Linked DNA regions of Homo sapiens: regions 1, 2, 4, 5 and 6 are each linked to region 3. Evidence: chromatin contacts called from ENCODE Hi-C or POLR2A ChIA-PET data. All regions are on one chromosome and are shown on one strand. The core of a region is the stretch at or near the end of the contact, and the rest is flanking DNA. Distances in the headings are between cores, read along the strand shown. Region 1 has its middle 50 kb from the start of TIAM1-AS1. Region 2 overlaps TIAM1 (TIAM Rac1 associated GEF 1). Region 3 overlaps TIAM1 (TIAM Rac1 associated GEF 1). Region 4 has its middle 69 kb from the start of KRTAP19-8. Region 5 overlaps TIAM1 (TIAM Rac1 associated GEF 1). Region 6 holds the start of TIAM1-AS1 (TIAM1 antisense RNA 1).

Region 1 (5,093 bases), core at 2,086-4,585, 180 kb after region 3:
TCCAACACAAACTCCCTTGAATTTCACTACTCTAGGTCCCTCATACAAGTGGAATCACATAGTATTTCTCTTTCTGTGTCTGGCTAATTTTACTTAACGTAATGTCTTCAAGATTCATCCATGTTGTAGCATGTGTCAGAATTTCCTTCCTTTTTGGCCAGGCACAGTGGCTCATGCCTGTAATCCCAGCACTTTGGGAGGCTGAGGCAGTTGAATCACTCAAGGTCAGGAGTTCAAGACCAGCCTGGGCAACATGGTGAAACCCCATCTCTATTAAAAATACAGAACTTAGCCAGGCATGGTGGCGCAAGCCTGTAATCCTAGCTACCTGGGTGGTTGAGGCAGGAGAATCACTTTAACCGGGAGGCAGAGGTTGCAGTGAGCCGAGATCGTGCCACTATACTCCAGCCTGGGCGACAGAGGGAGACCCTGTCTCAAACAAACAAACAAAAAACTCCCTTCTTAAGGCTAAATCATATTCCACTGTACGTATACACATTTTGTTGACCCACTCAATCAACAGACACTTGGGTTGCTTCCTCTTTTGGCTATTGTGAATAATGCTGTTATGTGCGTGGGTATGCAAATATCTCTCTAAGTGTCTGCTTTCAATTCTTTTGGGTAGAGACCCAGAAGTGAAATTGCTAGATCATATGGTAATTCTATTTTTAATTTTTTGAGGTGCATGCACCTTTTTAATTTTTTTTTTTTTTTTTTTTTTTTTTTTTTTTTTTTTTTTTTTTGAGACAGAGTCTTTCTCTGTCGCCCAGGATGGAGTGCAGTGCAAGGATCTCAGCTCATGAAACCTCTGCCTCCTGGGTTCAAGCAATTCTCTTGCCTCAGCCTCCTGAGTAGCTGGGATTACAGGCACCTGCCACCATGCCCCGCTAATTTTTTTGTATTCTTAGTAGAGATGGGGTTTCACCATGTTGGCCAGGCTGGTCTTGAACTCCTGACCTCAAGTGATCTGCCCACCTCAGCCTCTCAAAGTGCTGGGATTACAGGTGTGAGCCTGTAAAAGGGACCATGTCTGGTCCCTTTTAAAATTATATCACACTTCTCCATAACTACAACTAATAGCAAAATATGTTTTCTTTTTTATTCAACTAATGTTTATTCAGCACCAATTATATGGTAGGCCTTGGGCTATGTACCTGGGATACGATCAATCATGACCTAAAGTCATGGTCCCCGTCCTCTTGGGACTCACAGTCTAGCAGGAGGGACAGACAGGAATCAGATCACAGGCAGCTATCTGGAGCAGACAGACAACAGTGAAACTGACGCAGGCAGCAGTAACTCTGCCATCAATCATATTATGGGAAGGTGTTTTAGGGTGGTAGCCCAGGGGTGGGTGTGTGCTGTGGGTTGAATTGAGTGCCTTAAAAGATATGCTGAAGTCCTACCTGTCCTACCTCCCAGAACCTGTGACTGTGACCCAACTGGAAATAGGGTCTTCGTAGACATAATCAAGTTAAGATGAAGTCATACTGGCTTAAGGTGGGCCCTATTCTAATGACCAATGTCCTAATAAAAAGAGGGAGACTTGGACACAGACAGACATGGGGAAGGAGGACATGGAAGACACAGACAGGGACAGGAAGGACGCAGCTGCACACTGAGGAAGCCACCAGAAGCTGGAAGAGGGAAGGACAGGTTCTTCCTTAGAGCCTTCAGAGTGAACGTGGCCCTGCTCACACCTCAGTCGTGGACTTCGAGCCTCCTGAACTGTGGGAGACTACATTTGCATTGCTTGACGCTTCCCCTCCATGGTACTCTGTTAGCACAGCCCTAGGAAACCCTACAGGGTGGAACGTAGTCCTAGGTTGGATTCTTTTCTACCTTTCCTTGGAGTGGGGAGGAGAGAGATAGAGAAATAAAGAACTAGGTTTTCATATTGAAATTTCTTTTTTTTTTTTTTTTTTGAGACAGAATTTGGCTCTTGTTGCCCAGGATGGAGTGCAATGGCACAATCTCGGCTCACTGCAACCTCCGCCTCCCGGGTTCAAGCGATTCTCCTGCCTCAGCCTCCTAAGTAGCTGGGATTACAGGCATAAGCCACCACCACACCCAGCTAATTTTGTATTTTCAGTAGAGATGGGGTTTCTCCATGTTGCCAGGCTGGTCTCAAACTCCTGACCTCAGGTGATCTGCCCGCCTCTGCTTCCCAAAGTGCTAGGATTACAGGCATAAACCACCGCGCCCAGACTCATCTTGAAATTTCTAACCAACTTTCGATCCTGGCCTGTGGACCTGGGTCTCAGCTTCTGACTCTGTAGGGTGAGTGTGCCCTTAGACTATATCCGAGATCCTAGCGTTGAAGTGGTCCTAAGGTTCCCACGGAGTCTTTTTCAAGCTAGCCCACAGGGCAGTTCCTGATCACCCCCATGGGAGACCTATGCGCACACTATTGGTATTAAGATATGACTTGCTGCAGGACATTTAGCAAACTGGGCTGTGCTACGAACTCACCTGCCCCTCCCCCATGCCTTGTCATGAACAAAAATGCCTCCACCCCCATGTCTAGAGAAGCCAGCAAGAGGTGAGACCCCCTGGAGGGAATGAGTCTTAAAGCTGGGTCATAGAGCAGGCCACTGATTTTCCATGAGATCTATGTTTGAATACATTTGGAGTATCTGCGTGCCTCCGTGGTGGAGATTATGGGGTATGGAGGGCACCCTGCACAACGGTTCTTCAGGACTACCCGACAAACCCTACCTGCTGAGACTGGGAGGTCACCCCAGGGAGACTCACCCATTTAGGGAACCACTACTACAGCTGGGAGTGTCTCACCCTGTTGGATGGATCAGGCATGGCATGGGGAAGCCTCCTGAATATGACATGGAAAAAGGAAGCAGACATCCCCCGGCAGAGGTGCAAACCCAGCTCTCCTGGAGTCCTGCAAAGCCCCCAGGACCCACTCAAGGGCCATGTGAGCACCAAGTCACCTGCCTGGCACAGGCGCCACTTCCCACCCGCTCCTCGGGCACCCAACTGTTCCAGCACTCATCACTGCACCTCCTCCGCCACTGTCAACACAAACACCCACACCCAGGCAGGAAGTAAAAATAACCAGCCGTTTCATAGCATGTCTCATGCCTCATCTCCTTCCCGAGGCACGCCTCTCTCAGTCCCCTGCAGGCATCAAGGACCCACAGAGAGGAGAGAGAGGCAGGGAGTTAAGACAGTTCCAATGCCCTGTGCTTTGTCTACACTGTCAGACAGAGATCATCTCTAAAAGGGATAAAAGTCAGAGGCCCTTCCCTTGCAACAAAGACGGGGCTGCATGTTTCTCTCTCAGGGGCGCCCCCTACCTGGAAGGACAGTTCTTTCTACCAGTAAATTCCACGTGCCTGGAGAGCCGCAGAACTTCAGGGATGAGTCAGCCAATTACCGCTGGGCCCCTCCCCACCACGAGAGTGTGTTTATCTATCTCAGGCAGAGGTACTAGTGCCCAGGCAGAAAAGACATGAAAATCACAACCCCAGACCAGAACTAGCATCTTTTATGAGGCACAGCCATCAAAGGACCTCCTGACAGCAAAGCCTGGTGCTATGGTTCTGAAGTGCATCCCCCAAAAAGATATGCTGAAGTCCTAACCCGGGGTACCCGTAAATGTAACTGCATCAGTTTGCTAGGCTTGCCATAACAAAATACCAGAGTCTAGGTGGTTTGAACAACAGCAACTTATTATCTTACAGTTCTGGAGACTGGAGTCCGCGACCAAAGGGCCAGCAGGGTGGTTTCTCCTGAGGCCTCTCCTCGGCTGGCAGATGGCTGCCTTCTTTCTCGCTGTGTCCTCACACAGCCTCTCCTCTGTGCGTGCACATCCCTGGTGCCTCTATGACCAAATTTCCTCTACTCATAAGGACAACGGTCAGATGGATTAGAGCCCACCCTAAGGACCTCATTTGCACTTCATCATCTCTTTAGAAGTCCTGTCTCCAAATACAATCACATTCTGGCGTAATGAGGGTTCGGGATTCAACATATGAAGTTTCAACATAGGAAGTTTTGGGGGAACACATTTCAGCCCATAACAGACCTCATTTGAAAACTGTTGGGCTCACACCTGTAATCCCAGCACTTTGGGAGGCCAAGGCGGATGGATTGCCTGAGGTCAGGAGTTTGAGACCAGTCTGGCCAACAAGATGAAACCTCGTCTCTACTAAAAATACAAAAAATTAGCCGGGCGTGGTGACAAGCACCTGTAATCCCAGCTACTCAGGAGGCTGAGACGGGAGAATTGCTTGAACCCAGGAGGCGGAGGTTGCAGTGAGTTGAGATCATGCCACTACACTCCAGCCTGGGCTACAAGAGTGAAACTCCATCTCAAAAAAAAAAAAACAAAAAAAACTGTTTACTTTTTATGATCATGTCTTGCAGATGTAATTCATTAAGATGAGGACATATTGGAGTAGGGTGGTCCCTGAGTTCCTATGACTGGTGTCTTTGCAAGAAGAAAAAAGACACAAAGATACACACAGTGAAGGTAACCATTTGAAAGCAGAGACACATAGGACAACGCCATGTGGCAACAGAAGAGAGACAAGTCAAAGAATGCCATAGGTTGCTGGGAAGCACCATAAGTTAGGAAAAGGCAAAGAAGGATTCTACACAGCATCACAGGAGGAACCAATGCCGCGGGCACCCTGAGTCTGGGCTTGTGCCCTGCAGAACAACGAGAGAATAAACTTGTGTTGTTCTAAGTCACCCTGTTGGTGGCACTTTGTTAGGGCAACCCTAGGACACTCAGCCCTAGGAAACCAGGGTGAGCAGTTGGCTGGGCACTAAAGGTTCAGACCTCTTGAGGCCGCTTAGCCATACATAGAAAGCCTCCGTCAACACTATTTCCTTCTAATAAAATTCAATAATTGACTTGCAATACAGCCTAGCAGAGGAATTCTTAGTGCGGACTCTGTGGCCAGACTGCCTGGGTTCAGAACCTTGGTCTGTCCCTTACCAGACATCTGACCTTGGCCAAGACACACCCCCAGGGCCTCAGTTTTCCTCATCTGTAAAAAGGGCATGATAATAATAGTATCTAGCTCATCCTGCTAGGAAAATCACATGAGGCAATACTTACGCAGCAA
Region 2 (4,435 bases), core at 1,932-4,431, 200 kb before region 3:
TCGAGGTATCTGGACTTAGAGGATGTTCTAGCAACTGATGCAAGGGCAAGGGGGAACCGGGGCACACAGGAGAGGTTGTAGGTTATGGGCAAAGGGGCACTCAACTCCCTCTGAAATAATCTACTGTTCTAGCCTGTGCACCTAAGAGATGGGTAACACAGACAGCAGCTGCTCTCAAGTAGACAGACCACTGATTTGGGGATCAGTTAGTGAGTTAGTGTCCTCAATCCTGGCCATGTCCCATGGCCCAGTGCTATGAAGATCCCCAGGGCTGTCCCAGGGTTGTTTAGCTGGAATAGGTCTTTAGTAAGGGTGGGGGTGCATCTATGGTTTTGCTGTCTTTGTAGAATGTGCATCAAGGAGGCAGAAGCACCAGTGTAAGTTACTTGTTTTCTGGGAACTGGAACATAACATTTCTTGGGATCTGCAGTTAGATTAAGGGCACCACGTCACTCTTAGAGAGCCTATGAAAAAGAGTGGCTCTCAAAGACATGGGATCTTCAGTTATTTCCCTGTCTTCTTTCTGACAAAGTCCCACATGAGCTAGGAAGCTAAGCAAATGTGTGCCTTAGTCTCCCCCAATTACAGTCTGTGTATCACTCATTCTTCTCCAAAGCAATTAACATATCAGTGCCTCATTGGAATGAGAAATAAAAAACCGATGACATCCAAGCAGTTTGATCAACAAAGTGCTGTATAAAGTGACTACCAGTTAAGAAAAATTCATTCTTTCACCTACTGCCCTCTAGGAAGCCAGAATTAAAAACAAGCAAACAAAAGACACCATCCGATCAAGCCAACAATCCCACCACACACATACACGAGACTGCTCACAGGGAAGGCTTCTGCTTCTCCCTCGAGAGTGAAGCGGTTGTTGCATTAGACACGAAAAGGTGAAATGCAACACGGGCTTTCCAGTGGAGGGGAAGAGTCTCAACGCCAACTGGGAGCTGCTTTCCTGAAACCTAAGCCCCAGAACCATCCAATTGCTTCAGTGCTGCTAGAAGATGCCTCGTGTCTCAATTACTGCCAAATGCAGCCTTGACTTCGAACCCAGCAGGCACAGGGTTAGAGTGGTCAACGAGGGGCTGAATTGGCTCTCATGGCAGCCATCCTCTGCTTCAGACCCCTGCGTGTCCATCACTATTCCTGAGTGTTCCGCCATCTAAAACTGTGGAACAAATGGACACTACTGTTGGTTGAGGATGGGAATAAAAGCCATTTCCAGGCAAAATGGAAAAAGGGAATAGAAAATAGGAAAAAAAACAAACAAACTCTGACTTCTATTGAGAAGAGACAAAAATTCTTGTTCACTTTTATCTCAGCACCAGCAAAATACAGCATCCCTCTCTCCAATCACCACATTAGAACTACCCCAACTCAAAGCTACTGGAAATATTTGTTAATGATTTGCATGCTGAAGTATCTAGGAGTAAAGTGTGTTAATGTCTACATCTTTGAAATATGTCAAAAATAAGATGAGGTGATGGATGACAGATGGATTCTAACAGATGAGTGATAATGAGAATATAGAAAAACATTATAGAATATAGATGGTAGGTATGAATTCTTTCAGCTCTTCTATAAGTTTAAACATTTTCATAAGAAAATAGATAGAACAAAGAAAAAAATTTTTAATTGGGTTATTGGCAAACGTATAGTACTTTAGGCTGAATATGGAAGCAGAGTATTTGGCTTTACTATCCTAGCCAAACAGAACAGAGGGAGAAATAAACTACCTGAGTATTCAAGACAAAGCAAAATGAAGCATGAGTATCTGTTCCTAGTATGCTTAAGAACCCGGCTACCATTATTGGGTTCTTCCCAGTCTTTCAGGGATGCAATCTTTGACTATTTCCAGTGGTCACTGTTAAGACTGACCAGCTATGCTGTGCTGATCTACTCAGGCACCATTTTAAAATCCTCTGACATGAAGATTCTGAGGATAGTGAGATGCCTCCAAACAAAGTGATACAGACTTTCTTCAGCCAAAAATGAGCCATCAGGCAGAAAGATCTTTCAATCAGCTAAATCCAACAGGCTATGACATCAAGGCTTTCTCTTGGTAATCATGACGGACGATGGTGTTAAATTGTGGGCTGGTTTTGTTTTCTTTCCAAATGGATCTCAGCAGGAAAACTTCTGAGTGACAGACTAACCATGCTTAGTTTCAAAGTAAATGCAGCTCTGAATTTAGGTTCATTGATTAACAACTGAAACAGGTTGAGTTCCCTGAGGTTGAGACACATATTCCCAAACCTTTTTAAACATTTCCCTAGCAAACAAGAGGGGCAGATAAGACAAATCCAAGATAAAAATCTCTAAAGTGAGTTATAAAGGACCAATAAACTATTCTTCCATGGCGACCCCATGCGAAACTGCGCATATGGACGTATGAAAGACTCTTAGGATACATCAGAAAACTCAGCAAAGTGCTGGGTGTTCACTGCACTAAGTTTTCAACAAACATTTATCAATTGATTGGAGAAGAGGTTTACAGTAACTAGTCCCCTAAATTAAATTTAAGGTGCTTGAAGAATGTAATATCCCATGTCAAGCCAGGTAGGTTTTGTCTATGAAAACCTTCAAGCATTCACACTTCTGTCCATCCCTCTTCAATAGGTAGGATGGTAATGGGTACAAAGGCCAGAAACTTTTCTGGCAAGTGCAAAGGGGGCCTTCTTTTAATGAAATCCTCCCTGCAAAATTCTGGGCTGCCTCTTAAGAAAGGTTTGATAAAAATGTTAGTATCTTGATGTCATTAAGTCCCTAAGTATTAAAACAGCCTTCTTCCTAGATACATTTTGCTACCATTGACAGGTGGCAGTATTTATTTTATTTCTCTATTGCTCCACTGTAATGGATTAAGTCCTACAAGAATATTTATGCTGGGACCATTTAAACTCTAGATTCTTGTTTCCAAGAATAGCTCGAGGCTTCCCCAAATTAACATGGAGACTAAAAATAAAGTTGCAGGCACAAGGTCAGGATAAAAACTGGAAGTGCCATGTGGGCTACCAAACCTAGAATCCTTACTACTGAGAGCAGGCATTGCTGTGCTGCCAGGCCGTGAAGCCACCATGTTCTCAGAACAGAGGGCTGTGACCTTGCTGAAATGTGACACACGGCTTTCTGCTAGACAAAGCTGGCTGTCATGCAAAGCAGCGACTCTCATTCTGCAAGCAGGCTGAGACAGCCTCTCCAGAAAGAGGATGTGTCTGCAACCCGACTTGGCAAATGAGGGAGGAGCTCACCAGCCAAAAGGAGAAGGGAGGCAAAGGGAAGGCTTGAGGGAGGACAAGAGGAATGTAGATACAGGGCGGATCCCCAGGAGCCACTGGGAAGGAGGCAAGGGCAAGGAACCTCACACCAGGGAAAAACCGTCCTCCTACATCAGCCCCCACCAGGCCACACCTCACCCCCACTCAACAAGGAGGTCAAGCTCACTGGAGTTCTACTGCGGAGTGGGGGTGACGGGAATCTTGAACGTCCGAATCCCCACAGTACCTGCCCTGCTCATGGCCGGCCTGGCCCCCTTCAGTGCACACAATCTTTTGCCTCCAAAAGGGACATATTGCTGGGATGAGGGAAGGCTCTCGGTTTTGAGGAGCTGTCTTCTGTGCTTATCACGCAGGATTGAATGCACAGCCTTTAGGAAATCCTTTCGGCTCTCTGGGGAGCTAGGAAAAGAAGATTTACAGATGTTAGAGAATCAGGGCTTAACACATGGGGAACTTCTAAGGTTATCAGGTGCAACCAAATAAATATCCCTTAGGGCCAAAGGCTAAAGACTGAGGCCTTGACTCCAATTTCTATGCTGAGCGGTGATTTCACGCCAGTGATAAAGAGCACATAACTCCTTTCCCTTCATGCTTTGTGATCTATCTCCTGGCGCTGATGTGGGGCAGAGTAGCCCATTAACGAACAGATCTATGGACAGTGGGAGTTTGTACCAAGAAGCTGCCAAATTCTGCTCCTGGCACTCAAGGCAGAGTTTTTCATTATAAAATGTTTTTGAGGGCAAATGAACCACAAGATTCTTGCGGCTCTGCAGAGCACCCAAAGGCCGACGTCTCAACGTCCTAATGTCCTCTAGAGCTGAGCTCCCTCCTGGTAAATATCAATGGTTCCCATGACACATTTCAACATGTATATATTAAGGCTGTAAAGAACTATAAAATCTTCCCAAGTCCTAATTCTCATGGTTAAAAAAAAAAAAAAAAAGTGCTTCCTAGGAAGAGTTATTTTTCTTATTATATTCCCAATATTTTTACCCAGGTAAGTTTTACCTGGTATTCCCTATTAACAATAAATACGGCATCCGTGTAGGCAGGGCTACTAAACCCCATGGACCTTACCAACAAAATCACAAACAGATGAGCCAAAATAGACGGTAAAGGTGGTGCTCAAACCCCACGAGGTTATACAAACAACA
Region 3 (4,625 bases), core at 1,909-4,408:
TGTGCTTGTAGTCCCAGCTACTCAGGTGGCTGAGGTGGGAGGATCACTGGAACCCAGGAGTTCAAGGCTACAGTGAGCTATGATCACACCACTTCATTCCAGCCTGGGCAACGGAGCAAGACCCTGTCTCAAAAAAAAAAAAAAAAATCAGTGACTTCCTGGAATTAGCAAGAAAAGGGAAGAATTGGTGGAGCACAGAGGATTTTAGGGCAGTGAAACTATTCTGAATGATACTGTAATGGTGGGTACAGTAATGGCCGCTTGACCCCCTTAAAAACAGAACAATGACTGCGTGCGTGGAAAAGTTTAATTCATTGCGTTTGGGACCCAACATTCAACAATAACTCAATTCAGTGGACAGACTGTGGGTGGATACTGTAAAGGAGAATCACTTGAACCTGGGAGGCGGAGGTTGCAGTGAGCTTAGATGGCACCACTGCACTCCAGCCTGGGCGACGGAGAGAAACTCTGTCTCAAAAAAAAAATTTTATTTGGTGCCTGCTTATGGGCAGAGGGATGCTGTCCATGATGGTGATAACAACAGTAATAGTAATTGACACTTGTAGAGGACCTACTGTAAGTCAGACGCTGAAGAAGTTTCTTAATTTTCTGACAATTCTATCAGGAAAGTACTTGTCCCCATTTATAAATGAAGAATCCAAAGCACAGAGAACTCAGGCAACTTATCCAAGGCCACACAGCCTGTAAGTGATGGAGCTAGTGATTTTTATTCCCACAGTGCTGCTCTCAGCCATCTTTTCTGCCTGTAACCTTTCAGACAGCTGCCTCTAGCCTACCTCTGAATTCTAGGATTCCATCCACAGGGCCCCTAACATTGCCAAAAGCAAAGAGATTAACTGCCCAACTAGAATATGTGACATTCAGGCTGGAGACAAAGATTTTGGCTTGATTTGGTTTCCAAACAACAAAATCATTTCTTTAAGTATTTCAAAAATGTTTAAGAAATATTTTGGTAATGTTTCCCTGTACTGCCCCCAAAGTACAGGGAAATGGTGAATACCTACTCCATACCAGCATCCCTCAGTAGGACCACAAGGGTAAACAATGAGTACACCAACACTGTAATAACCAAAGGAAAGAACAGAAGTATTTTTTTACAGGCCAGGCACGGTGGCTCACACCTGTAATCCCAGCACTTTGGGAGGCCGAGGCAGGCAGATCACTTGAGCCCAGGAGTTCGAGACCAGCCTGGACAACATGGCAAGACCCCATCTCTACAAAAAAAAAATACAAAAATTAGCCAGGAATGGTGGTGTGCAGCCGTAGTCCCACCTACTCAGGAGGCAGAGGTAGGAAGACCACTTGAGCCTAGGAGGTGGAGGTGCGGTAAGCTGTGATCAATCATGCCACTGCACTCTAGCCTGGGTGACAGAGGGAGGCCCTGTCTCAAAAAAAAAAAAAAATTAGTTTTTAGTTTCATACTACTAGAGAAGAATCATGGAAAGATACATTCTCATAGAGTATGTTTTTAGAATTTACTCAGAAGGGGCCAGGTGCAGTGGCTCATGCCTATAATCCCAGCACTTTGGGATGCCGAGGCAGGTGGATCACTTGAGGTCAGGAGTTCGAGACCAGCCTGGCCAACACGGCAAAACCCTGTCTTTACTAAAAATAAAATAATTAGCCAGGTGTAGTGGCGCTCACCTGTAATCCCAGCTACTCGGGAAGCTGAGGCATGAGAAACACTTGAACCCGGGATGCAGAGGTTGCAGTGAGCCAAGATGGCACCACTGCACTCCAGCCTGGGCGACAGAGCAAGACTCTGACTCAAAAAAAAAAAAAAAGAATGTATACAGAAGAAGGTTCATCTAAAATAACATAAATATTCATCATGTATCTGGGGAAATATAGATACATTTCTACCTTTTAAGTCAAAAAGCTGGAAAGAAACCAGCCATCAGTGAGTTAAGAGGTGTCACACGGAGGGGGCATTGAAGAACCCACACTTTTCAATATTTTTCCCCTTTACTGTTTACTTTCACATGCAACTGCGAATAAAAGCAGTAGATATACTACACACTGGCATTTAGAAATTGTTTAAAATGGAGCTAAAGACATTACATTTAAAATTGAAGAAGAGCATCCCTTTGCAAACCAACCGTGTTTCTCACGCCCTCCAGACCCTCCAGACCCTGCTGAGGCCTCTGCTTTTCCACTGTCAGGCAGAGTCCCCCTGGAGCAAAACTGCTGTGCATCTGAACACCCTGACCCCAGCGAGACCCCAACTCCCCTCCCGCAGGTGAGCCACTGAATTCCTCACCTATTAATGACATGTCCTGATTTTGTTTGGTTTTGTTCTGTTCCATTTTTCTTATAGAATGCCCCATTCTCTAGGAATGGAGTTGAGCAGCTGCCACTCTGTCCTCTGATCAAAGTTATGGTCCTCTCCTGTCTTCCTGTTGTCCCAGCTCACCTGAGAGACTTTCTGGGAAGAGACTCTTAGAGGGAAGGGGAGTACTATGGCATTCATGGAGAATCCCCAGTGACCAGCTTGGAAGGCAGCTGAAATTTTCAAAGGAACTTCCTGCCTATCTGTATCCCAAACTAAAAAGATAGAAAGAAAACCAAACAGCTTTACCAGTTAACAATACCATCCTTCAGTGCACACCATCAGACTCCAAATAATCCATATTAAGTGGTAAAAGCCCATGAACTGGAAAGAAAGAAGGCTTCTGCAATGACAACAACAAAAAGATAGGGCAAGTCCCTAGTATCTCAGGGTATTCCCCACGCCCTGCAGATGTGCGTGATCATACACTTCCCACCAGGTAATACTCGGGAAGTATTTAAGATGCTAGATGAAAGGCATTTGTTACCCAGGGGCAATCCCCCTAAGTTTCTTGCAGTGGTGATTAAAGCGATTGCCCTCCATCCCTTCCCTACCTTCCAGTGATGTGAGGTTTAACTAATGTGCACTTGGGGTTTTAAGATCCCTAGATGAAAAGAGGACCAGATGTGAAAGTTATTATTATTTTGTTCAAAGTAGACGGGTATACTAACATCTGTGGGCAAGTTTACCACACGCCACTTAAAACAGGCTAACAGGGTCATATGCCAAAACGTTCAGGTTTGCATTTTTGAAAAGCTCAGAGATCTGACAGATGTGTTCCGGCCGCGATTTAACATGCGGCTCCAGTGAGAAGGAAGCAGATATGACAAATGGTTCACTTATTTCAGAACTAAAACCCCAGAGGAGCAGCCTGAGCCAAAAAGGGAAGTGATCAATGGAAAAGACGGTCGAATCTGCTCACAGGCAAGGCAAGGGGGCAACACAGAGCATGTGCAGGGAGGAGGAGCTTTCTGTTTGGAAGGTAAATGAAACACTGGGCTGCAGAGAACCCGAAATTATCTTCAAGCATTTTTTAGCCACGCTTGAACTCATTCTAGAATTCATCAGCTAAGTACCCTTATAGGATAAAAAGTCCCTTTCTTCATCTTCTATAAAGAAAGAGATCTGTGGGCTGGGCGCAGTGGCTCATGCCTGTAATCTCAACACTTTGGGAGGCTGAGGTGGGCAGATCATTTGAGGTCAGGAGTTCGAGACCAATCTGGCCAACATAGCAAAACCCATCTCTACTAAAAATAGAAAAAATTAGCCTGGTGTGGTGATGCACACCTGTGATCCCAGCTACTTGGGAGGCTGAGGCATGAGAATCGCTTGAACCCAGGAGAGGCAGAGGTTGCAGTGAGCTGAGATGTGCCACTGCACTCCAGCCTGGGCAACAGAGTGAAACGCCGCCATCTCAAAAAAAAAAAAAAAAAAAGGAAAGAAAAGAAAACAGAAAAGAAGAAAAAAGATTTGTGCCTAGAGAAATTGCAAAAATAAAGACCACCCCACCATCACCCTGCACCAGTAGGATCCAGACTGTGTGAGCAATAAGAAAGTCTAATCGATGCCCAAACACAGGCTTACTGAGAACCATGGTCCACATGAAATGGTGCGTAGTCTCCTCCCAACGCAGCTGTCAGGGAGAACCTATGGACCTAAACCAGATCGTGTCTCCCTAGTCCTATCCACAACCCTCAAAGGCTTCCCATCTCACCAGCAGTCCCGCAGACCCTGCCCTGACGACCCTCCTCTGTCTTCATCTCCTTGGCTCTCCCACTTTGCTCTTTCCACCCAAACTTCCAACATGCCCAGCCCAGCCCTCTGCCCTCTGCCTCGATGCTCCCTCTGTCAGCACAGGGCTCGCTTCCTCAACCCCTTGCCATCTTGGCTCCAATGTCACCCATGCAGTGGGGCCTTCCTAACTCCCCTATGTTCAAAAGCTCAAACACCCAACACTTCCTTGCTTCAAGGGCCTCCACTGTAACAATCACCTTCCCACATGGTACATGTTGTAACTACAGTCGCCATTCCCTATCCACGGGTTCAGTATCCATGGCTTCCATATCTGTGGACTCAACCAACCGTAGATCAAAAATATTCAAAATAAATCAAGAAATGATTGTGCCTGTACTTAACACGTACATATTTTATTTTATTTTTTGAGACAAGGTGTCACTCTGTCGCCCAGGCTGGAAAGCAGCAGCACAATCACGGCTCACTGCAGCCTCAGCTTCCTAGGCTCACATGATCCTCCCACCTCAGCCTCCTGAGTAGC
Region 4 (4,932 bases), core at 1,921-4,420, 220 kb before region 3:
TCCATGGCTGTTAGCTGCCTAAACATTCACTGAGAAATCACTGGCATGAGGCAGATTGAGGAACGGAAAAAGAGCATACAAATTTATGTAACATGTACACATAGGAGCCTTCAGAATGAAGACCCAAATTTCCAGTGAGTTACAGAAATTTATGTACCATTTTTATGTTACAGAAAGAATGGGGGCTTGGATTCTTGTAAAACAGGTTATGGGAGAGGGGAGAAGAGGAATTCTATTGAGCGGCAATAAGTGATTGCTAGGGAGGATGATTGGGTGGAGAACAGAGATGAAATTGTAAATAGTTTTCTTTGGAATTTAAATGGACTTGGAAACAGCCATTATACTTATAAAAGTTCTGCTCTGGTGTGGTCACATCTTAGTTTTCTTTTCTGCAACAGATAATGAGACAACAGGAAGAGAAAGAAAGAGTCATTATTCTCCTTGGTAGCTCTGTGTATTAGTCTGATTCGTCTGTTCTCAGGCTGCTAATAAAAGACATACCCAAGACTGGGTAATTTATAAAGGAAAGAGGTTTAATGGATTCACGGTTCCACATGGCTGGAGAGACCTCCCAATCATGGCAGAAGTGAAGGAAGAGAGCAGAGTCACGTCTAACATGGTGGCAGGCAAGAGGGCATGTGCAGGGGAACTGCCCTTCATAAACCATCAGATCTCATGAGACTTATTCACTATTGCAAGAACAGCATGGGAAAACCTGCACCCATGATTCAATTACCTCCCACAACACATGGGGATTATGGGAGCTATAATTCAAGATGAGATTTGGGTGGGGACACAGCCAACCTATATCAGTTTGTATCTTAGGCAGATAAAGGAACTTCAGTTTGTTTGGGAGAGCTCTTGGGGATAGGTGGTCAGAGACCTTGAGGCTTCTTCATTTCAGCATGGCAGAAATGCCATATTGTGAGGTATTGCTTTCTGAGCCCCAACAAGTTCAAACTTGTAAACTCCAACTAAGCCCCACCTCCAGAGTCTGTTGCATTGGGGATTAATTTTCCAACACATACTTTTTGGGGAACACATTCAAGTCATAGCAGTCACTAAGATTGTCTTAGTGTGTTGGTGAGTTCGGCCACACGTGAAGCATCTTTACCCATCTGCTGTGGTTTGAATGTGCCCCCTTCTCAAATTCATGTTGAAACTTATATTAGTCCATTTTCATACTGCTATGAAGAAATACCTGAGACTGGGTAATTTATAAAGAAAAAGAGGTTTCATGGACTCACAGTTCCACATGGCTGGAGAGGCCTCACAATCATGGTGGAAGGCTAAGGAAGAATAGAGGCACATCTTACACGGTGACAGGCAAGAAGGCATGTGCAGGGGAACTGCCCTATATAAAACCATCAGATCTCATGAGATTTATTCACTATTATCAGAACAGCACAGGAAAAACCCACCCTCCTGATACAATTACCTCCCACCAGGTCTCTCCCAAAACATGTAGGAATTATGGGAGCTACAATTCAAGATGAGATTTGGGTGGGAACACAGGCAAACCATATCATTCCACTCCTGGCCCTTCCCAAATCTCATGTCCTCACATTTCAAAACCAATTGTGCCTTCCCAGCAGTCGTCCAAAGTCTTAACTCATTACAGCATTAACTCAAAAGTCCACATTCCAAAGTCTCATCTGAGACAAGGCAAGTCCCTTCACTTAAGAGCCTGTAAAATCAAAAGCAAGTTAGTTACTTCCTAGATACAATGAAGGTACAGGCAATGGGTAAATATACCTGCTCCAAATGGGAGAAACTGCCCAAAACAAAGGGGTTACAGGCCCCATGAAGTCCAAAATCCAATAGGTCAGTCATTAAACCTTAAAGTTCCAAAATGATCCCTTTTGACTCCATTTCTCACATCCAGGTCATGCTGATGCAAGAGGTGGGCTCCCATGGCCTTGGACAGCTCCACCCCTGTGGCTTTGCAGGGTATAGCCCACCTCCCAGCTGCTTTCAAGGCCTGGCATTAAGTGTCTGCAGCTTTTCCAGGTACACGGTGCAAGCTGTCAGTTGATCTACCATTCTGGGGTCTGGAGGATGGTGGCCCCCTTTTCACAGTTTCACTAGGCAGTGCCCCAGTGGGGACTCTGTGTGGGGGCTCCCACCCCACATTTCTCTTCCACACTGCCCTAGCAGAGGTTCTCCATGAGGGCCCTGCCCCTGCCGGAAACTTCTGCCTGGACATCCAGGTATTTCCATACATCCTCTGAAATCTAGGCAGAAGTTCCCAAACCTCAATTCTTGACTTCTGTGCACCCGTAGGCTCAACACCACGTGGAAGCTGCCAAGGCTTGGGGTTTGCACCCTCTGAAGCCACAGTCTGAGCTGTTCCTTGGCCCCTTTTAGCTATGGCTAGACCAGCTAGGACAAAACAGGGCACCAAGTCCCTAGGCTGCACTCAGCAGGGGAGCCCTGGACCTGGCCCAGAAAACCATTTTTCCCTCCTAGGCCTCAGGCCTGTGATGGGTGGTACTGCTGTGAAGGTCTCTGACATGCTCTGGAGATATTTTCCCCATTGTTTTTTGGTGATTAACATTCGGCTCCTTGTTACTTATGCAAATTTCTGCAACAGGCTTGAATTTCTCCCTAGAAAATGCATTTTTCTTTTCTGTTGCCTCATTAGGCTGCAAATTTTCCAAATGTTTATGCTCTGCTTCCTCTTGAATGCTTTGCCACTTAGTAATTTCTTCCGCCAGATATCCTAAATCATCTCTCTCTAGTTCAAAGTTCCACAGATCTCTAGGGCTGTAGCAAAATGCTGCCAGTCTCTTTGCTAAAGTATAACAAGAGTCACCTTTGCTCCAGTTCTCAACAAGTTCCACATCTCCATCTGAAACCACCTCAGCCTAGACTTTATGGTCCATATCACTGTCAGCATTTTGGTCAAGGCCATTCAACAAGTTTCTAGGAAGTTCCAAACTTTCCCACATCTTTCTGTCTTCTGAGCCCTCCAAATCCCTAGGAAGTTCCAAACTTTCCCACATTTTTCTATTTTCTGAGCCCTCCAAACTGTTCCAACCTCTGCTTGTTACCCATTTCCTTTCTTACTCTTCCCCTCTGTATTGAGACTTCATCTCAAAAAAACAAAACAAAAAAACAGTGTGTATCACTTCTCCTTTTGCTCTCTTCCTCCTGCTCCAGCTGGCTTCCCCTTTGCCTTCCACCATGATTGTCCATGCTTCCTGTACAGCCTGTGAAACTGTGAGCCAATTAAGCCTCTTTTCTTTATAAATTACCCAATCTCACGTAGTTCTTTATAGCAATGTGAGAATGGACTAATACAATTAATAAAACATTTCAGAGTCATTTCAGAATCTAACCAATGACTTGGACTTTTCCAGCTTGAGATGCCAGCTTTCCTCTTGCCTCCCCAAGACAATTTTATTTTTGCCATGTCAAAATTTCTTAAACATAGTATCTACCAAGGTACAATAGGAACATTTCCTTGTAGAAAGCATGACCATTTCTTAACTTATAAAAACAAGCTCCATGGCAGAGAGGGATCCCCTCTGAGGCCCCACCACATGGCAGTGGCAGCCTGGGATCCCACTCCCGGGATTAGTGATATTGCTGGAGTCTGTAGATCTGAAACATAAGAATTATCCTGGACAAGCTGTCTTCATAAGAGAGCTCTTAATAAATAAAAATCAGACCAACTTTTCTGGGCTATTACAGAAAAATGAGCAAAAGAAAATAACAACTGAAGGGTAGCAAATATAACACCTCAAAATTTGACACTTTGGCATAAGGAACCTTTCTTTTCTTTTTTATTTTATTTTATTTTTTTTTGAGACCAAATCTTGCTCTGTTGCCCAGGCTGGAGTGCAGTGGCACAATCTCGCCTCACTGCAACCTCCGCCTCCCAGGTTCAAGCGATTCTCCTGCCTTAGCCTCCTAAGTAGCTGGGATTACAGGCATGCACCATCACGTCTGGCTAATTTTTGTATTTTTAGTAGAGACGGGGTTTTCCCATGTTGGTCAGGCTGGTCACGAACTCCTGACCTCAAGTGATCTGCTCGCCTTGGCTTCCCAAAATGCTGAGATTACAGGCGTGAGCCACTGTGCCCGGCCGACATAAGGATTCTTCTGAGATGAAGGCAATTGAGAAGAAGCAGATAGGAGAAAAGCTCTCTGCCCTTCCCCTATTTGCCTAAAAGCAAAACAGATTTACATCAGGGTCCCTCCTCTCGTCTTTACCAAAAAGAGATGACTTTACAGCCTTATCAACCTGAAGATGGCACCAGAGGAATCCACATGACAAACTAGCCTTTATCCACCCTTAGTTTCCTTTCTGTTTATTTGCCTTCCCACAATTTGCCACCCCTAAAGACTGAAGGTCCTTTTCCTTGTCTTGTCACTTCTCTAAAGATGTACTGCTCTTTGTTAAAGGTACTATATACAGCAAAGTTCTCAGCCACCTCTTTGACAGTTACTCTTTCTCTGAGTTTTCTCCCATGTGTATATGAAATATACTTGTTAATCAGCTTCTGTTTGCTTTTAATAATCTGTCTTTTGTTACACAGATCCCAGTTAAAAACTAAGAAGGATAGAAAGAAAAATTATTTTCCTCTCACAGGCAATTACAAGTTTTAAAACTCAAATATAATTTTTTAAGAGAATTTCAAGATCAACTGCTTAAGAAAGAGCAGTATCAATAAAACTCTGGTAGAATTCTCAAGTGTGTTCCTTATAAAAATTGAGTGAATAATATAATTTTAAGTAAAACAAATTGTGTATGCCCTGAACAAGATTAAGAAAAATTAAAAAAAAATGAAACAGTTGATGGAATTTCATGTGTATTTGTACTATAGATTTTTTTCTGGTGTGCAGAGTTATAGGAGAAATCTGAAATTCAACCAGAAAAAAATATTTTAGTAAATTTTTCCTATCTTAGCTAAGATATAGATTATG
Region 5 (5,183 bases), core at 2,550-5,049, 150 kb before region 3:
AGAAATAATCCAACTTTGAAAGCTAATCCCATACTCACTCAGGGTCCTTAAGGGAGGACCTGGCCAAGTCTGACCACTTGAGTTTGTGAGACTGTGGAGCTCTGCAGGACAAGCCTCCAGCAGCCAGGTAGCAGCCAGCACTCACGTGGACCCCAAGGTCCCTGAGACCCAGCAAGGCTCTCTGTCGAGGACACCAATCATCCACCTTAACTTACTCCCATCAAACCTCAAACCTGCCACTCAGGATGTTTCCTATTTTTGTTACTTCTAAATTTAGACTAAGGCTGTAGTCCATCCTGCCCGTTGTACAAAATTTTCTCGGTTGTTTTCTATTTTAACTGCAGTGGTCTGCTGATACTGCTTTATCTCTGCCCCATCACAGAGCAATCTTTCAGTTATTTTATCCTGTTTATTTGCCTCCACTTTTATCTTCCACTGTTAAGTGGGGACTAGGAAGCAGAAGCAATCAGAAGGCAGATAGGCAGAGACCCAGGTGGGGAAGTGAAATGCCTTCTCTCCACCAGCAGGTCCAATTGGGCTGCTACTTGACCAAGTATTCAGGAATTCTTTTTTTTTTTTTTTTTTTTTTTGAGACGGAGTCTCGCTATCGCCCAGGCTGGAGTGCAGTGGTGTGATCTCGGCTCACTGCAGGCTCTGCCCCCGGGGTTCACGCCATTCTCCTGCCTCAGTCTGCCGAGTAGCTGGGACTACAGGCACCCGCCACCTTGCCCAGCTAATTTTTTGTATTTTTAGTAGAGACGGGGTTTCACTGTGTTAGCCAGGATGGTCTCGATCTCCTGACCTCGTGATCTGCCTGCCTCGGCCTCCCGAAGTGCTGGGATTACAGGCGCGAGCCACTGAGCCCGGCCAGGAATTCTTCTGAAATTTACTAATTTTGAAGCCAGTTTAGAAACTTTACCAAAAACAAAAACAACAAAACAATACAGTGGCTTTACTTCCATGCTTTATTCCTGAGTCAGTCTGATTACCTAACTTGACAAAGCAGACTCTGTTCTGGAGGATTTTTCTTTTTTGATGGAGTTTCGCTCTTGTTGCCCAGACTGGAGTGCAATGGCACAATCTTGGCTCACCGCAACCTCTGCCTCCTGGGTTCAAGCGATTCTGCCGCCTCAGCCTCCCTAGTAGCTGGGATTACAGGCATGTGCCACCATGCCTGGCTAATTTTGTATTTTTAGTAGAGACGGGGTTTCTCCATGTTGGTCAGGCTGGTCTCGAACTCCCGACCTCAGGTGATCCGCCCACCCTGGCCTCCCAAAGTGCTGGGATTACAGGCGTGAGCCACCACACCCAGCCTGAAGGATTTTTGATGATTGTAAAACTACAAAATTTTAAGAAATAAAGCAATGTGGCCGCACACAGTGGCTCATTCCTGTAATCCCAGCTCTTTGGGAGGCCGAGGCGGGCAGATCACCCGATTTCGGGAGTTCGAGACCAGCCTAACCAACATGGTGAAACCCCATCTCTACTAAAAACACAAAAATTAGCCAGGCGAGGTGGCAGGTGCCTATAATCCCAGCTACTCAAGAGGCTGAGGCAGGAGAATCGCTTGGACCCAGGAGGCGGAGGTTGCAGTGAGCCAAGATGGCGCCATTGCACTCCAGCCTGGGCAACAAGACCGCAACTTCGTTTCAAAAAAAAAAGATAAAGCAATGAAAAAATGAAAAACTACATTAAAACATAAACTGGAGGACAAAATTTGAGTCATAGTTATTATCAAACTTTCAGCTCCATGCCTGGCACATAGTAAATACTTAAAAAATATCAGCTCCGAGTTATGGCCGCTTAATTGAAAAAAAAAAAAAACCTTCCAAAGATGATCCCAAAATTGCAGTTTTAATGTGTTTTAAAATAATGGCAGGGTCCATGGATTTAGCGCACAGCCTCCAAAGGTGAGCGGTCTGAAGGAGGTAACGTGGTCAGTTGTAAAGTCCAGTTGTTTAGTTTAAAACTCCACCACACAAAAGACCAGACAGCAACTGTATACACAGAAATACTCAGATATTTCTAAAATAGATATATATAAAATGCATTTTAAAAATCTTTTAAATGCATTTCAAGATTTATTCAATGCATTTTAAACTCTATTAAATGTATTTTAATAGATTTTTAAGCAAACACACGTACACGTACATATACATACACAGATTTTTTTTTTTTTTTTTTTTTGAGACGGAATCTTGCTCTGTCGCCCAGGCTGAAGTGCAGTGGTGCAATCTCAGCTCACTGCAACCTCTGCCTCCCGGGTTCAAGCGATTCTTTTGCCTCAGCCTCCCGAGTAGCTGGGATTACAGGCGCCTGCCACCACGGATGGCTAATTTTTGTATTTTTAACAGAGGTGGTGTTTCACCATGTTGGCCAGGCTGGTCTCAAATTCCTGACCTCAGGTGATCCGCCTGCCTTGGCCTCCCAAAGTGCTGGGATTACAGGTGTGAGCCACTGCGCCCGGTAGACTTTTTTTAAAAAAGAAGAAAGAAATAGACGAAAACATTAACCGTGTCTATCCTTAAAAAAACAAATTGTGAGCAATCTCAGTCATACTTTACATCAGGGACAGCGAATTTGATGTGTAAAGGGCCATAGAGTAAACACTTTTGGCTTTGTAGACCCTAAGTCCTTGTCACAACGACTCAACTCTGCCATTACAGAAGGAAAACAGCCAGAGACAAGGTGTAAATGAATGGCATGACTGTGTTCCAATAAAACTTTATTTACAAAAACAGGTGGTGGGCTGCTTTTAGCCTATGGATTATAGTTTACCCACCTCTTTTTTTTTTTATATCTGTAACCCAGAAGAAGGGCTCAGACAGAAGAAAAAAATCCAAAGAAAGTTGAGTACACACTGTTGCTTATAGCACATATGTGCAAGCTTATAAAATCCTTTAAATAATCTAATCTAACATAATATGTCTCATTCAAAGTCATATTCCAGAAACAACTCTATCTGTGAACCGTTTTATGGGATCGATCCTGCCATCTTGTGGTCACATGAAATAACAGCCTTTATAGTCTTCATTCTCCTTTACTAAGGGTACACAACTCACTGGAGCCACTTTTCAAAAATTTGATTGGGATGTGGGGACCACAATAACATAATGAGTCAAGGAAGTCAACTGTAACTGAGAGCAATCAATTTTCTGAAGCTTCAACTTGTCAAAATCTTCCAAGGAGCCAATGGACAAAAGAATGAGGGGTCCAACTTCCTTAGCAAGCCAAGCTTCAGAAAATGATTTGAAAAACAACAATAGCAGGGCAAGAATATCCAACTACCCAAGAGCCTTCCATTTCAGATTTTGAACAGAACGCTCCTTTTGTATCCCAAGCTTTGAAAAGAGAAAATAATGACAAAACCCCAACTTACTAAATCAACCCAAACCCGAGAACCCGGTCATGGAGAAATAAATGATAGTAATCTATGCTGTTCATCTGTTCCATCACTCACTCACTCTCTTGCTGAACAAGAAAGGGCCACCCATGTAGCAAACCACATGTAAAGAGCCGGGAAGACAAAAATGAGGAATATAAACCCAGTCTCAGGAAACACATTTAGGCGAAAAGAGAGACACAAGCAAGTAAGAATCGCATGATCTAATGAGGGCCCATATGGAAGTCAAATTTGCAGGGTTGTGGGGGCCCAGAGGAGAGAGCTAACTCTATGGGGTCCCAGGAAGACTTCGAAAGGCAGGTGGCACTCACGCTGCTTCTAGTAGAATGAGCACAGGTTGCCAGAAGGAGCGGGGAGAGGAAGGAAGGGCAGGGCAGGGGGGTCACTGAAGCGCTCGGGTTCAGTCTTCAGGTTGAAAAAGTCCAAAAGACAAACAGAGCTCTGCACACATTTCCACTCTGGGCCTCTCAGCATCTCAGCTCACGTCCTTCTCTCAGACAGCAGGAAAGCAGGGCTGAGTGGTGGTTTGGAAGATGACGATAGAGAAGGCAGGAACAGAGGTAGGACTTAGTCTCAGCATCTTATGTGATTCCCAGCACTTCTTCTTCTTCTTCTTCTTTTTTTTTTTTTTTTTTTTTTTTTTTTTTTTTTTTTTTTTTTTTTTTTACGAGACAGGCCTCTGTCTCCCAGGCTGGAATGCAGCAGTGCAATCACAGCTTACTGCAGCCTCAAACTCCTGGGCCCAAGCGATCCTCCTGACTCAGCCTCCCAAGTAGCTGGAACTACAGATGCTCTCCACTATGCCCAGCTCATTTTTTTTTTTTTGGAGAGATAGAGTCTCGTTATGTTGCCCAGGCTGGTCTCAAACTCCTGACCTCAAGGTATCCTCCTGCTTCCACCTCCCAAGTGCTGGGATTACAGGTGCGAGCCACCACACGTGGCCCAATTCCCAACACTTCTGTGCCTCTGTATCTCTATCCACAGCAAAGTCTTCTAAATATTCACCTTTCCCCAAAATGAGAAACAGCAGAAGCATTATAAAGCTGCCCATGGGTGACAGGTGGATCTGTAGCAAAACAGCTCTATGAGAAAATAAAGTTCCCTGCGCCTTTGAAATTTCAACAGGAAATGCAGGGCCAGTCATCAGCCCATCTTGCACACACATTTTATACCACCTGCCAGACAGAGGCACTCACTGAAACACACAAGCCGCATGATAAACTCCCCGGGTCGTGGCACAACGGAGTTCAGACTCGCCCCCAGCACCCTGCACAGCCATACCTGGGTTGCTGGTGAGAAAGGCGAGGGGGCTCTCGCCAAGGTCGGCAGGGCCGTCCACTCGGTGGGGCGGGCTTTCCAGCAGCTCCACTCCTTCCTCCAGCTCGGGGTAGGTCCTCACCAGGAGGCCCAGCGAGGGCTGTGAGAGGAAATCTTTGAGCATAGAAGAGTTCAGGGCGTCAGCAGCACGATTATTGATCTCAAGAATCTCATCTCCTGCTTTCAGGCCTGCCAACGCAAGATGGAAAATTTTTAATTTCACACACATTATCAGAACACAACAGCTTAGGAGCTCTGCTATAAAGGGCACACCTGCTGTGGGTCTCACAGCCCCAGGTGCTGCTGCAGACAGGCTGCGGTGCTCGGGAGTGATCCTCAGGAGAGGACAGGGGCCTCAGGTTCTGAAGGTTCTAGATTTGCAGGTTACAACATGCCTAGCTGGTCCTTCATACATCAAGCAAACAAACTTACTCCTTCATTAATTTGTGTGTTCCAAGCATCT
Region 6 (4,759 bases), core at 110-2,609, 230 kb after region 3:
GCCGCCAGCCTGGACCCCAGGCTGGGACACGGGCGCCCCCGGGTGCAGGGGACCTAGAGGCGCCGTGCGCGGCGGGGGCTGGGCGCGAAGGCGCCGAGACGGCATCTTTCCCCTGCAGCATCCCGCCCCGCGGCCGGGGGGAGGGGGCGTCACCTGACAGCGCGCAACAACTTCTCCAGGTTTCGAGGGGGCAAGCGGCAGCCGCCGGGGCTGGGGGGCGCACGGCGCGCTGCTCTCGCCCAATGGCGAGGTCTGTAAACAAAAGCGGGCCCCACGCGGGTCCCCAGCCGGGTGGCGAGGGGCGCGGCGCAGCAGCATCGCAGCGGCAGAGCTGGTGAGAGGGCGAGGCGGGGACGGGATAGGGCGCGGGGACCCAGGGCACAGTCCCCGGGACCCGACCGCCCGGATGAGGCATTGTCTGCGCACCCGCAGGATTCCGCTTTTAATGCCCCCCTCCGGGGGTTCGTCGCGGGTCCCCAGCTCCGTGCGCCGGCCCCCGGGCTTTCCGCCCGGTGAGCCCGGCCCCGAGGGCGGCACGGATCGCCAAGGTGAGCGCCCAGGACGCGTCGCCGAAAAGCCAGGCCCGGAGGTGCCTAAGTCAGGGACCGAGACGCAAACATAGACACAAGGATGCACAAGCACGCCCTCCCCGAAGTTGACAAAAATCAGCCGATAAAATACAAAGTGCCGCGGCCGCCGCAGGTCAGCGCTGACCTCCTGCTGCCGAGAGGACCGAATGCCGACGTCCGGACGCTGTCATTTCCATCCAGCGAAGGCACCTGGGCTGCACGGTCTCGTCTCCCTCCTTCGCGCGAGGGATGCCTCCTCCTGCCTCTCCTCCCCGCATCTCCCCACCTCCCAAGTGTGTGAACACGAAAACAATACGTGGAAAGCCCGATCGGGGGGAGCTAGGACCCGCCGGGAGCCCCAGTGTGCGGGAGACGGGGGTCAGAACGTGCCCGGCACGGGCACCGAGGCTCCGGGCATCCTCGCCGCCGTCTCCCGGGGCGGCTCCGGCCGGACGCCCGCGCACCCCAGGCCCGCGGTACTCACCCGCGACGGTCGTCCGGGATCTCCGCGACGGGGCCGGGCACGATGCGGGGCAGCCGTGCCCCTGGGGCTGCGGGCGCCAAGGCGTCCGCGGAGCTGCAGAGCTGCGCGCCCGACGGCGGCGGCGCTGCTCTGCCGGCCGCGCTCGAACCCGCTCGTGGTCTGCCAATCGGAGCTGTCAGGGCCCCTCCGCCTGCGGCCTCGGGGGCCGGGCCGCGGGAGCCCGTGGGAAACCGAGCTCCGATTGGGCCGCCTGACAATCGCTCCGCCTCCGGCCAGCCAATCCGAGGCGGTGGATGCAGGAGCGGGGCGTTCGGAGTTGGGCTGTAGAGCGACTATGGGCGCACGCCGGGTATCCGCGCCGCAGCCAGGCTCGGAGCGCGCGGCTGGAGGGGCGCGGGCGGCGCGCGCTCCAGAGATGCCTTCCTGCGAGGCTCCGTCAGCGCGGCCCGGGGAGATCGCCCGCAGGCAGCGGAGGCGCGGCGGGCCGGGGGACGACCAGGGAGCCCCTAACAAAGCAGCTTTGGGAGGGCCGGAGGCCTCTGCCTCCCTCGGCGATAGGTCCGCGAAGCTGCCTGTCATCTCGCATAGGTGGAGGTGGCCAATGGCGTGCACAGACGGAGCTCTAGTTGGCGCGCGCGCGCGGCTCGGCATCGGTGGGATTGGTCGGAGGTAAAGGATTTTCCTGCCACCTAAGGCGGAGAGGAAGGGGGATCGAAACGGGGGAGGCGAAGAGTCAAAAAATGTTGTGCCTGGGACAAGTGGTCTGGCGCGGGAGGCGTGTGCCTGGCTCTAGGGGGAGACAGGAACTTTTTTACGAGAGAAAAAAATCCTAACGCAATCCCTTCCCGTGGATGCTAGAGGATGTTAGACCCTGAGCAGCCTCCAGGTAGGGCATGGTGGCCTTCACCAGAGTCCAGGACTCCCAGGGTTCACTTACCGTGCCCAGCAAGCGAACTTGGAATAACAGCGTGGGGTTTGGGCCTTACGCTTACCTGCTGGGCAGAGTAAGTGACTCGGGCAGGGTTCACGCAGACCTCCTGGGCTCCTCTGTAAAATCCGGAAACTACAGTTGCAGTTTACCTCTCGCAAGGTTGTGGAGAACGCGGAAACGGAGACGCTGGCGGTACAGCCTCGAGCGAAACCTTTCCCTACACGAGGCCGGAGCTTCCTCCTCTCCTGAAGAGCTCTAGACTTCCCCATTTACAACAAAGGCTGGGATGTATGTTCCTTACACCTTGATTCCATACACACGTGTTCGCCCCGGGAGCTGGGAAGGTCTGCGCTCCCGGGGTGATCTTGTTGAAAACAAAAAGAATTGCCCACGCTGTGGAAGATAAACCTAAACCGGAAAATTGAAAGTCATCCCTGATTCCTCCTTCTTCTTAACCCTCTCCCATCCATTTTTGTTAACCTCCCAAACCCATTCCTCCCATCCTGTCTCACCTGGACCTCAGTAAAGGGCTCCCATCGTCCTTCTGTCCCAGGCCTTGCCCCCTGAAATCTGTTCTCCACTTTGCAGAATGATCCTTCTAAGCAGAAAAATCTCATTTTGCGCTCCCAACTCTGGGTCTCTTTTCTTTCCCCAGAACACGTCAACCCCCAGCCCCTCCCTTCACTTCACTAATTCCTACCCTTCTTCAGATCCCAGCTTGGCCGCCAAGGCATCCATGCAGTAGGCATTGCTGAACTACTGCTCTTACAGACCCCGGGAAGCCTCCTGTACCCTGTCAAGGTTAGATGCCACATTTCCACTTCCAGTGCTTCCACCCCCTGTGCTCCCCTCACAGGCCTGTATGACACGGGGCTGAAGTTGCCTGTTGCACTGCAGCCTTCCATGGAAGCCGGAATCTTATCTATCTTCCCTGCTGGATCCCAGTCCTAGCACAGTGTTTGGCACATTTGGGGCACTGAAAAAACATGGAATCCATGAATTATAGAGGAGCTATAATTATAGGCAAGAGCTTTAAGGATTTGAAGTGCTTCTAAAACATCAGTTTGAGAAGAATGGGTAGCATGGTAGCTCTTGAACGGATGCGTCCACCAGGTTCCATGATCAGTATTACAGGGAGGTTTTTGAGTCAAGTTTGAGAGATTTTCCAAAGACACCCCTTCCAAAACCAGCCTCGTTTCAGCCAACAGCTTGGAATGGAGAATAATTCCCTTGAGAAGCTTTTCATCCCAGGACAAAGAGCCATTTCTTTACCTGTTACAAGCCACCATCTAGGGGAAATACATATATTTGAAAATGAGTAGAGGGTTTTTCCCTAAGGAAGTTTAGAAGTACATCTGGCCATCCTTAAAAGAACAGACCCTGGAGTGAGGCTGCCTAATTTCAGGCCCGGTTCCTTTCTAGCTGTTACCTAGGGCAAGTTACTTCAGGCCTCCGTGCCTCGGTTTCCCCATTTATATAAATGAGATAACAATAGTGCTTCATACCACATACAGTTGGTACGAGGATGAATGAGTTAATATTAACAATGTGCTGGCCAGGCGCGGTGGCTCACTCCTGTAATCCTAGCACTTTGGGAGGCCAAGATGGGCAGATTGCCTGAGCTCAGGAGTTTGAGACCAGCCTGGGCAACACGGTGAAACCCCGTCTCTACTAAAAATACAAAAAATTAGCCGGGCATGGCGGTGTACTCCTGTGGTCCCAGCTACTCAGGAGGCTGAGGGCAGGAGAATTGCTTGAACCCAGAAGGCAGTGGTTGCAGTAAGCCGAGATTGCGCCACTGCACTCCAGCCTGGGCAACAGAACGAGACTCCGTCTCCAAAAAAAAAATAAATAAAAAACAACAATTTAAAAAAAAAATGTGTTTAGAAGAGTACCTGGCACATAGTAGCATTTAATAATGTTTACTGAATAAATAAACAGCTTCCACTGGACATGTGTGTGATGGGTAGGGAGTCCTCATGAGTGAGTGGCGGGTTACTAGAGGCTTCCCTGAAGGTGAGTAATGGGATCTCTCTTCCCTGCCTCATCTGAGGGCTGCTGCCTTAGGGTCTCCTGTTAAGGAGGTGACATTATTGTAAGGAGAACCTCAGATGAATCATCACAGCAGCCATCTGATTGCCTTGTGCCTAAGACGTCTGAAAAGCACTTTGAGATGCAGAATCCTGGCGGTAGGTTGGCTGGGTTGAATCTCAGCTCTACCACCTACCAGCTCTGTAGCCTTGAGAAGGTTACTTAATCTTTCTTAAGCCTCAGTTTATTGATCTCTGAAATAAGGGTAGTAACACCTAACCCGTAAGGATACGGAGACAGTTAAAAAGAGGTCACGCGTAGCATATGGTACAAACTCATCAAAGTTGGTGATCGGGTTCAGCTAAGTTAGTGAAAAACAGGATAATAACATTCCATTAAATGGTTGAAAAACCTGGATGAGGCCGGGTGTGGTGGCTCACCCCTGTAATCTCAGCACTTTTTGAGGCCAAGGCATGTGGATCACTTGAGGCCAGGAGTTAGAGATAAGCCTGGCCAACATGGTGAAATCCCTTCTCTACTAAAAATACAAAAATTAGCCAGGCGTGATGGTGCATACCTGTAATCCCAGCTACTCGGGAGGCTGGAGGCAGCAGATGCAGTGAGCCGAGATCCAGCCACGGCACTCCAACCTGGGCAACAGAGTGAGACTGTCTCAAAAAAAAAAAAAAGAAAGAAAGAAAAACCTGGATGAGACAATGCAGGAGAAATACTCACTGCCCATAG

The links. Hi-C counts contacts between places; a loop is a spot of excess contacts on that map. ChIA-PET counts read pairs that join two places held with the same protein, here RNA polymerase II (POLR2A). Pooled maps may share reads with other maps.
Region 1: a map with no recorded cell type shows a loop between it and region 3 (15-fold over the local background). The contact joins two enhancer-like sites. A Hi-C loop is called at or near these places in 25 of 37 single-sample maps with no recorded cell type and 11 of 50 pooled maps.
Region 2: POLR2A ChIA-PET joins it to region 3 with 18 read pairs in activated T-cell. The contact joins two enhancer-like sites. A Hi-C loop is called at or near these places in 9 of 37 single-sample maps with no recorded cell type and 12 of 50 pooled maps. POLR2A ChIA-PET finds 5 or more read pairs at or near these places in 4 of 52 experiments (HCT116, activated CD4-positive, alpha-beta T cell, activated T-cell and 1 more).
Region 4: a pooled map shows a loop between it and region 3 (9-fold over the local background). The contact joins two enhancer-like sites. A Hi-C loop is called at or near these places in 11 of 37 single-sample maps with no recorded cell type and 4 of 50 pooled maps. POLR2A ChIA-PET finds 5 or more read pairs at or near these places in 2 of 52 experiments (activated CD4-positive, alpha-beta T cell and naive thymus-derived CD4-positive, alpha-beta T cell).
Region 5: a loop to region 3 is called in a pooled map, with 4 times the contacts of the local background. The contact joins two enhancer-like sites. A Hi-C loop is called at or near these places in 2 of 168 maps with a recorded cell type or tissue (GM12878 and motor neuron), 13 of 37 single-sample maps with no recorded cell type and 14 of 50 pooled maps. POLR2A ChIA-PET finds 5 or more read pairs at or near these places in 5 of 52 experiments (PC-3, activated CD4-positive, alpha-beta T cell, activated CD4-positive, alpha-beta memory T cell and 2 more).
Region 6: a map of CD4-positive, alpha-beta memory T cell shows a loop between it and region 3 (7-fold over the local background). The contact joins the promoter of TIAM1-AS1 here to the enhancer-like site in region 3. A Hi-C loop is called at or near these places in 2 of 168 maps with a recorded cell type or tissue (CD4-positive, alpha-beta memory T cell and chondrocyte), 18 of 37 single-sample maps with no recorded cell type and 12 of 50 pooled maps. POLR2A ChIA-PET finds 5 or more read pairs at or near these places in 8 of 52 experiments (CD4-positive, alpha-beta T cell, HCT116, HEK293 and 5 more).

Annotation. Positions count from the first base shown.
Region 1 is chr21:31,506,481-31,511,573 of GRCh38, forward strand. It overlaps a transcript of TIAM1 not described here. Among named protein-coding and RNA genes, the nearest start is that of TIAM1-AS1, 50 kb to the right of the region's middle. RefSeq lists a silencer at 3,321-3,380. Within about 2 kb of position 3,336, at least 3 of the 41 ENCODE cell types and tissues checked have a DNase peak (open chromatin) inside an H3K27ac peak, as active enhancers do.
Region 2 is chr21:31,121,015-31,125,449 of GRCh38, forward strand. It overlaps TIAM1 (TIAM Rac1 associated GEF 1), which reads right to left. Exons shown (of 28, transcript NM_001353694.2): 27 at 3,508-3,680. Among named protein-coding and RNA genes, the nearest start is that of KRTAP19-8, 85 kb to the left of the region's middle. Within about 2 kb of position 3,182, at least 3 of the 41 ENCODE cell types and tissues checked have a DNase peak (open chromatin) inside an H3K27ac peak, as active enhancers do.
Region 3 is chr21:31,323,878-31,328,502 of GRCh38, forward strand. All of the region lies in intron 2 of TIAM1 (TIAM Rac1 associated GEF 1), which reads right to left. Among named protein-coding and RNA genes, the nearest start is that of TIAM1, 18 kb to the right of the region's middle. Within about 2 kb of position 3,159, at least 3 of the 41 ENCODE cell types and tissues checked have a DNase peak (open chromatin) inside an H3K27ac peak, as active enhancers do.
Region 4 is chr21:31,104,906-31,109,837 of GRCh38, forward strand. No RefSeq gene overlaps it. Among named protein-coding and RNA genes, the nearest start is that of KRTAP19-8, 69 kb to the left of the region's middle. Within about 2 kb of position 3,171, at least 2 of the 41 ENCODE cell types and tissues checked have a DNase peak (open chromatin) inside an H3K27ac peak, as active enhancers do.
Region 5 is chr21:31,177,737-31,182,919 of GRCh38, forward strand. It overlaps TIAM1 (TIAM Rac1 associated GEF 1), which reads right to left. Exons shown (of 28, transcript NM_001353694.2): 15 at 4,685-4,909. Among named protein-coding and RNA genes, the nearest start is that of KRTAP19-8, 140 kb to the left of the region's middle. RefSeq lists an enhancer at 4,768-5,183. Within about 2 kb of position 3,800, at least 2 of the 41 ENCODE cell types and tissues checked have a DNase peak (open chromatin) inside an H3K27ac peak, as active enhancers do.
Region 6 is chr21:31,557,874-31,562,632 of GRCh38, forward strand. It overlaps TIAM1-AS1 (TIAM1 antisense RNA 1), which reads left to right and starts at 1,360. Exons shown (of 2, transcript NR_171013.1): 1 at 1,360-1,722; 2 at 2,144-2,614. It also overlaps a transcript of TIAM1 not described here. RefSeq lists enhancers at 1-173, 987-1,799 and a silencer at 1,079-1,708.